3 separate regions of the Mus musculus genome follow, and all the other regions are linked to region 2. Evidence: chromatin loops called from intact Hi-C (ENCODE). Cell type or tissue: heart. All regions are shown on one strand. Region 1 has its middle 29 kb from the start of Zfp825. Region 2 holds the start of Sdha (succinate dehydrogenase complex, subunit A, flavoprotein (Fp)). Region 3 holds the start of E430024I08Rik (a long non-coding RNA gene).

Region 1 (2,500 bases), 170 kb after region 2:
GGAGTGCTACCCAACACATGAGATGCCTTTTAACAGCTCCACAAAATTAACTACAAATGGATCTTATACTTAATAGGTAAATGCTAGGGGCAAAACTTACAGAAGACTCAAGAGAAACCAGGGCTCTACAAGTTTGGCATCCTGCCCGTGATATTTCTACAAGCAAGCCTCTAATCCTAATGTTTTGAGCTGATTCAGCCCTGATACTGATGTTATTCAGAGTTCACCGCCTGTTTTAGCAAGTGAGGAGCATCACAAAGGAACACACAATTGGCCACATTGGGTTACATCTGGCTGAGGCTCCCCATCCAGCCCAAGAGAGGACCCACCACCTCAGTTCCCACTGCTCAGCCACCTGCCCCTATCCATTATAGACAGTAACCATGTGCTTACCATGTTTCAAAAATGGAGCTTACTTGAGGTCCCCTCACAGCACCCAACAGCAGCGCTCAAAGCAGGATACAGAGAACTGTTTAATCCTGCAGAGCAAAAACAAACTTCAAGCAGGCAACCGTTAGACCCCGCCTCAAAGTATGAATGGCAGTTCCGCCCAGAAGCCTTGATTGGCCAGCGAGTCTTACCCCTCCTCTAGTTTAAAGTGTGCTTCCTGTCCGGGGCCAGTCCTTTTACAGATCTCGGGAGTGCTTTGCATTCGGGTAGCCTTTGTGCCTGTCCTCCTAGAGCCTCCTCTATCTTCGTCCCGTGCAGCCCTAGAGGAGGATCCACCATTGCAGCTCTGGCTGTTCATCCGCCTGCCCCTCCCCTTTTTGGGCAGTGATCTCGCACTCACCATGTCTCAACTTCAGAGCTTGCTTAAGGTCCCCCCATGGCACCCAACAGCAGTACTCAAAGCAGGACAGAAAGGACTATTCACTCCTGCACTCCAAAACAAACCTGCAGCAAGTTATCCGGAACAACCCTCTCTGTCTGACTGACAGGTCCGCCTGGGGGCCTTGATTGGCCAGTGAGTCTTACCCCTCCTCAAGGTTAAATAGAGCTTCTAGTCCCAGGTCAGACCTTTTCCAGAACTCTGGTCTGACTTGCTCTCCATTAGAATTTGTGTCTATCCTCCAAGCGGTGGGAGAGGACACAGCATTTCAGCTCAGACTGTTCAGCTGCCCGATCCTTCCATTTGTGGCAGTGGTCCTGCACTCACCATGACCTACTTCCTGGCTTGCTTGAGCTTTCCTCACAGCACTTCCCCTTTTTCCTGAAATCAAGGTTCGCTAGCCTTTTACTGAACTGAGAGTGGAGGTATCAATCTGGCTCACCAGTGGAAGGATGCCCAGGATATTAATATGAAAGCAGATTTTAGGAAACAAGGGTTTTGTTTTGTAGCTTGATGCTGGCTTCAGGGAAACTGCAGGTCCTTTTCACCAAAAAGGTATGAAACAACCTTGGGAGAAAAGCAGGAAAGAGATGACAAACAGTGTAGAGCACTGTTGTTAGCCAATACATCTTCCTCAGTGGCAAGGTTGAGACAAACCACAGTTGTATTAGTACAGATAATCATACCTCATCTTGTAGGACGAATTTCTCTATGTATGTAGAAAGGGGATTAATAGAATGTCTCACAGACAGTGGTCCTCCTAGCCCAATAATGGCTGAGCACGTTCATTGCCAAGGGAAACAAGAAAAATCAAGGACTTGTTGAGTTCACATTGCTTGATATCTCAGCGGATCTTGAGTACTTACCATAATTCTGAGGAAATACGTACTTACTAATGCCAGTTTAGAAACAAAACAAATGAATGAATGAACAAACAAAACACCTTGCTAAAAAATGTAGGGAAAGAAGTAGACAATTTGAAAGAACTTCCCTGTTTAAGGTCCTTTATGTATGTAGGTTTCAGAAAGAATGTGTAGCCTGGATTAAAGGTGGATCTTAAATTCTCAAAAGACCAAGATATAGCAAGGGTTTCTCACTTCAAAAGGAATAATTAAGAAAACTCCCTTACAAGATACAGGGTTAGAGTTAGGGGATTAGAGGGTTAGGATTAAGATAAAGATTGTTTAGATTAGGGTTAGAGTGGTTAGGGTTACAGGTTTAGGGTTAGGCTCAGGGTTAGCACAAAGATTTTGCTGTGCTATGTGAAATCAGCTCCTGTCTCTTCTCTCATCTGCCTTCCCAGTCCTCTTTTTCATAGTATCAGCATCTTCCTTCCTGCCCCAAGGAAAGTCATAAGGGGGCTATGCAAGAACCCGGAATTCCCTGATGGGAAATAGGTTTACTCTACTCAAGGGCCCAGTTCACATACAACAGAAACCCACTACTTCTTCGGTTGTTCTAAATTTCACTTAGGGAATCCTCATAAAATGTAAGCAATCATGGGACTTGGTAATGATTGATAATGATATCATAAAACATAGGCCATTTAATTTTACCAGGTCTTTAAGTAATATAACCACATGGCACAAGATCAAATGATACCCACCATTATTCTCAATGGTCCCATCTAGTCAATAGTATCCCTATTACACAAGGAAGAAATATTCAACT
Region 2 (2,500 bases):
TTAACAAAGGAGACAAACCGAATTACAACTAGTAAGCCCATTTCTCTTTCAAAGACCATTCCTCTAGAAGGCAGTCCCGGGTGACAATAAACTTTAAATATGGTATTCCATAAAGCTCCACTTCTCTTCTTAACAAAGCCTAATTCTGACAGCTGGACGAGATGCCCATAGGCAGGAACAATAAAGATGCACTTAAAAACAATTCAGGCAATGAAAAATACCTTTGCTGTGCAAATCTCCCACCTGCCTAAGTGGCCAGACTTGCAGTCTCCTGTCTCTGTCTAAACTGGTCAAAGCATAAACTGGATCTGGAATAGGAAAGGAATTTAAGGATGCCAACATATGTGGTAAGCATAAACCTAAGGTGTATACAAGTTAATAAAAATCTTCTATCCTTGACTGTTCCTTTTGGGCATTAGCCAGAGCTGGGCTCAGACTATCATTATTTTTTTTTTTTTTCCTTGAGTGTGTGGAGTGAATCCTGGGCATGGGGTGGGCTCACCTATTTCTGCTACAAAAGAATTCTGCTACAATTATAGGTGGCTGACTTATTATCTCCTGTAAAGGGCTTCAATGATCAGGACTTAAAACCCTTCTTGCAGAGCCCAAGGGATAGAGGTGGAAGTAGGAGTTTGTGGCAGCAAATACAAATCACAGAAATTATCAAGGTTTGAAAATGCCTTCTGGCCTTGCAAGAATAGCTGCCAACTAACCCTTGAACATTTCATTGAACATGCATTTTAATATCTATTTCAGAAAATAGACAACTGCAGCCATAATTTGATGCACAATGCAAGTCGATACTGTTCAATGTCTTAGGGCCTTTACTTTGTAATTAAATTGTTAAGTAGGTAGGTGAGACAGAACTTTAAAGAACCCAACCTGTCAAATTTAGTTTACGTTAATAAAACCCTAGGAGTGTGACGAATAACAGGTGACCGGCAAAGAGTGCACTGAGACAAGATCTGACAATCTGGGAGGCCAACATCAGACCCCTGCAACCCTGAGTCACTGTGTACCTCTTCAAATGCAAAAAGAAGTCGCAAGACTGGATGAACACGGTGCAGAAGTCTCACCTGGTATCTTCAAATATCTCTTTGATATTTAAAAACAGTAGCTAAGGCCACTACACAAAACCTGTAAGCTCATCACTTATAAGTCTTAGTGTCGACACCCAGACTACCAACGGATTACTCGCAGACCCGTCCGCATCCAGAATGCAACAGGCCGGTCCCTCCCTTTAACCTTGGAGAACTTCGCTAGACCAAGACGGGGAAGGCCAGACTCCACGCCCGCGACCTCGGGGTCGTGACCTTCGCCGGAAAGCAGTCGGCTTCGGCCCACTGCACCTTCCCAGACTCAGGCCAACTCGGGTGGAATCGTGGCGCACTCCTAGCGCCTGCCATTTCGTGGCACTAACTCACCGCCCCAGTTAACGCCAAGCGCCGCCCGCGAAGAAGCCTCGAAACTGCGCCAACCCCGGCCATGTCTGCCTTCCCGCAAGCCCCAGCGACAGACTGCGCTTGCGCACCGAGTCGCGCGGGTGTCGGGCTTGGAAGATTCTGCGCCTGCGCAACACGCCCCTCCTGGCTCGCGTGAGTGGTGGTGCGCCTGCGCCCTGTAAACGCGGCGGTGGCAACACGTCTGAGGTAGGGTGGCAGCAACGCTGATGGGCTCTGCTCCAGGGGTAAGTGAGGTGCCAATGTCTTTAAAGTGCTTCTCGGGTGGTTCTTGTTTGCCAAAACAGAGAGGGTCGGATGATCTGGAGAGATGGAAGTAGGGTCCTGGGGCGGAGATCGCAAGCTCCATAAGAGCCCGTTTTGTTGGGCGCTTGAATCTCAACTAATGGGGGGGGGGGGGGGTACATACTGCCCTGGACTTCTAGAGTAGGTAGGAATGATGTCTTGGTGGCTGGACAAGGAGCAGCTAGCTGCACTGGGCTACGTAAAAGCCAGGATACTGAACTAGAAACTATATCCAAAGCTTTCGTCTTCGTTACAGCAGCTGGGAAGCTGGAGGCCCGGCCTGTTGTCATCCTGAAAGCTGCTTAGATCGTGGCTAGCATCCCATATTGCAAACGCGCTCTCATTTGATCACTTTCAGATAGTTTTTCTATTTTTCTAGTGAGTATAGCTGAAATGTTCGGTGGAATTAAATAGCATAAAAAGTAAACCAATAATCGTAATTGTTTCCTGAATTTTCAGTTAATATTAGATTAAGGTTTTCCTCTTGGTGCACAATCTTTATGACCATTATTTTGAATTGTTTAAGTTTACAATGAACCGTTCCCATTTTATTTCTTTGTTTTTTTATTAATAAATAAGGAAATATGGAATATATTCATGCACAACACTTTATATTTTGAATTATTTCCTTGAACTTTATAACCCCAAAATGGATGTTGTTGGTGCAGAGGAAATAAATATGACAGCTTACCCTACAAGGGTTCTGCGTTGGTGGGTTCAACCAACTGCAGATAAAATATATTTGGGGAAAATGT
Region 3 (2,500 bases), 110 kb after region 2:
CCAAGGTTCTTTACCCTCCTCCCCCTTCCCTTTGCCTTTGAGACCTTGCCCCATCACCCCATCTCCACTCCTCTCACCCACTCCTCACCTTCCTCATTCTTCTTCCCGGGGGAATCAAGTCTACAAGATTAGGTGTATAGTCTCCTATTCGGTACAGACAATGCAGTCCTCTGCTACATATGTTCCTGGGACCATGGACCAGCCCATGTATTCTCTTTGGTTGATGGCTTCGTCTCTGTGAGCTCCCAGGGGTCTAGGTTACATGATACTATTGGTCTTCTTAAGGGACTGGTATACCATACAGCTCCTTCAATCCTTCCCCTAACTCTTCCATAGGGTCCCTGACTGGAGTCCATTGGTTGGCTGTAAGTATCTGCATCTGTCTCAGTTACTGGTAGAGCCTCTCAGAGGACAGCCATGCTCAGCTCCTGTCTGCAAGCACATAGGTGTTTTTCCTTCTCAAATGGATGTCAACCAGTGTAATTTTTCCATGTGGCAGAACTATGCTTTTCTCAATTAGAAAACGGGAGCTTTAGGCACACCAGGCATTAATGTTGGTTGTGACTCTGTAATGATGGATTGAGCAGCTTGTTACAGACCTGCTTTTTGCTTTGAGCATGTGCCAAGTGGCTGGTTGTACATCACAGTTGTCTCTCCTTTGTTATAGTTTGGAGCCAGCTGTGTAGACAAACCTGGGGAGCAAACATGTGAATCCTAGCATCCTAGTCTCTAACCGGCCTGCTTAGCATACTAACCTGTGGGGTGTTTTTGACACAGTCCTCCATCAGCTAAATGCTACTTACTGTCACTATTTCTTAAGCTTGGTAAACCATTTAAATCATCAATTCTACTCTTCTACATCTCAGCTTAGTATGGGAGTGCTACCCAACACATGAGATGCCTTTTAACAGCTCCACAAAATTAACTACAAATGGATCTTATACTTAATAGGTAAATGCTGGGGGCAAAACTTATAGAAGATTCAAGAGAAACTAGGGCTCTCCAAGTTTGGCATCCTGCCCGTGAAATTTCTACAAGCAAGCCCCTAATCCTAATGTTTTGAGCTGATTCAGCCCTGATACTGATGTTATTCAGAGTTCACCGCCTGTTTTAGCAAGTGAGGAGCATCACAAAGGACCGCACAATTGGCCACATCTGGTTACATCTGGCTGAGGCTTCCCATACAGCCCCAGAGAGGACACACCACCTCAGCTCCCACTGCTCAGCCACCTGCCCCTACCCATTATAGACAGTAACCATGCGCTTACCATGTTTCAAAAACGGAGCTTACTTGAGGTCCACTCACAGCACCCAACAGCAGCGCTCAAAGCAAGACACAGAGACGGTTCAATCCTGTAGAGCAAAAACAAACTTCCAGCAAGGCATCCGGAAGACCCCGCCTCATTGTCTGACTGGCAGTTCGCCCTGGAATCCTTGATTGGCCAGCGAGTCTTACCCCGCCTCTAGATTAAAGTGTGCTTCCTGTCCCGGTCCAGTCCTTTTACAGATCTCGGGAGTGGTTTGCATTCGGGTGGCATTTGTGCCTATCCTCCTAGAGCCTCCTCTATCTGTGGTCCCAGGCCGACTTTGAGGAGGATCCACCATTGCAGCTCCGGCTGTTCATCCGCCTGCTCCTCCCCTTTGTGGGCAGTGATCTCGCACTCACCATGTCTCAACTTCGGAGCTCGCTTAAGGTCCCCAATGGCACCCAACAGCATTACTCAAAGCAGGACGGAAAGGACTATTCACTCCTGCATTCCAAAACGAACGTGCAGCAAGCCACCCGGAAGAACCCTCCTCATTGTCTGACTGGCAGATCCGCCTGGGGCCCTAGATTGCCCAATGAGTCTTACCCCTCCTCAAGGTTAAATAGAGCTTCCAGTCTTGGGTCAGACCTTTTCCAGATCTCTGGTCTGACTTGCTCTCCATTAGCATTTGTGTCTATCCTCCGAGCGGTGGGAGTGGAGACAGCATTTCAGCTCAGGCTGTTCAGCCGCCTGCTCCTTCCCGTTGTAGCAGTGGTCCTGCACTCACCATGACCTACTTCCTGGCTTGCTTGAGCTTTCCTCACAGCACTTCCCCTTCTTCCTGAAATCAAGGTCGCTAGCCTTTTACTAAACTGGGAGTGGAGTTATCAATCTGGCTCACCAGTGGAAGGATGCCCAGGATAATAACACTAAAGAGGATTTTAGGATACAAGAGTTTTGTTTTGTAGCTTGATGCTGGACCAGGGGAAATGCAGGTCCTTTTCACCAAAGAGGTATGAAACAACCTTGGGAGAAAACCAGGAAAGAGATGACAAACAGTGTAGAGCACTGTTGTTAGCCAGCGCATCTTCCTCAGTGGCAGGGTGGAGACAAACCACAGTTGTATTAGTACAGATAATCGTACCTCATCTCATAGGACGAATTTCTTTATGTATGTAGAAAGGGGATTAATAGAATGTCTCACAGACAGTGGTCCTCCTAGTCCAATAATGGCTTAGCACATTCATTGCCAA

Evidence for each region. Hi-C counts contacts between places; a loop is a spot of excess contacts. Peaks named below come from ENCODE experiments on the same cell type or tissue, not always from the same donor. Only the 100,000 strongest peaks of a DNase experiment are listed, where the experiment ranks them.
Region 1: a loop joins it to region 2, with 2.7 times the contacts of the local background. A loop is called at or near these places in 23 of 42 quality-filtered maps.
Region 3: a loop joins it to region 2, with 2.6 times the contacts of the local background. A loop is called at or near these places in 9 of 42 quality-filtered maps.

What each region holds. Positions count from the first base shown.
Region 1 is chr13:74,521,961-74,524,460 of GRCm38, forward strand. It overlaps the pseudogene Gm20590. Among named protein-coding and RNA genes, the nearest start is that of Zfp825, 29 kb to the left of the region's middle. In heart, a CTCF peak has its summit at 1,068; a DNase peak (open chromatin) is centred at 651; H3K4me3 peaks cover 1,504 bases; H3K27ac peaks cover 1,356 bases.
Region 2 is chr13:74,348,722-74,351,221 of GRCm38, forward strand. It overlaps Sdha (succinate dehydrogenase complex, subunit A, flavoprotein (Fp)), which reads right to left and starts at 1,519. Exons shown (of 15, transcript NM_023281.1): 1 at 1,425-1,519. The coding sequence starts at 1,487. Ccdc127 (coiled-coil domain containing 127) reads left to right here and starts at 1,596. Exons shown (of 3, transcript NM_001168659.1): 1 at 1,596-1,687. In heart, a CTCF peak has its summit at 1,475; a DNase peak (open chromatin) is centred at 1,570; H3K4me3 peaks cover 2,500 bases; H3K27ac peaks cover 1,497 bases.
Region 3 is chr13:74,461,314-74,463,813 of GRCm38, forward strand. It overlaps E430024I08Rik (a long non-coding RNA gene), which reads right to left and starts at 2,299. Exons shown (of 8, transcript XR_003950546.1): 1 at 1,896-2,299; 2 at 1,269-1,353. In heart, no CTCF peak of the experiment used is centred here; a DNase peak (open chromatin) is centred at 1,478; H3K4me3 peaks cover 1,501 bases; H3K27ac peaks cover 1,156 bases.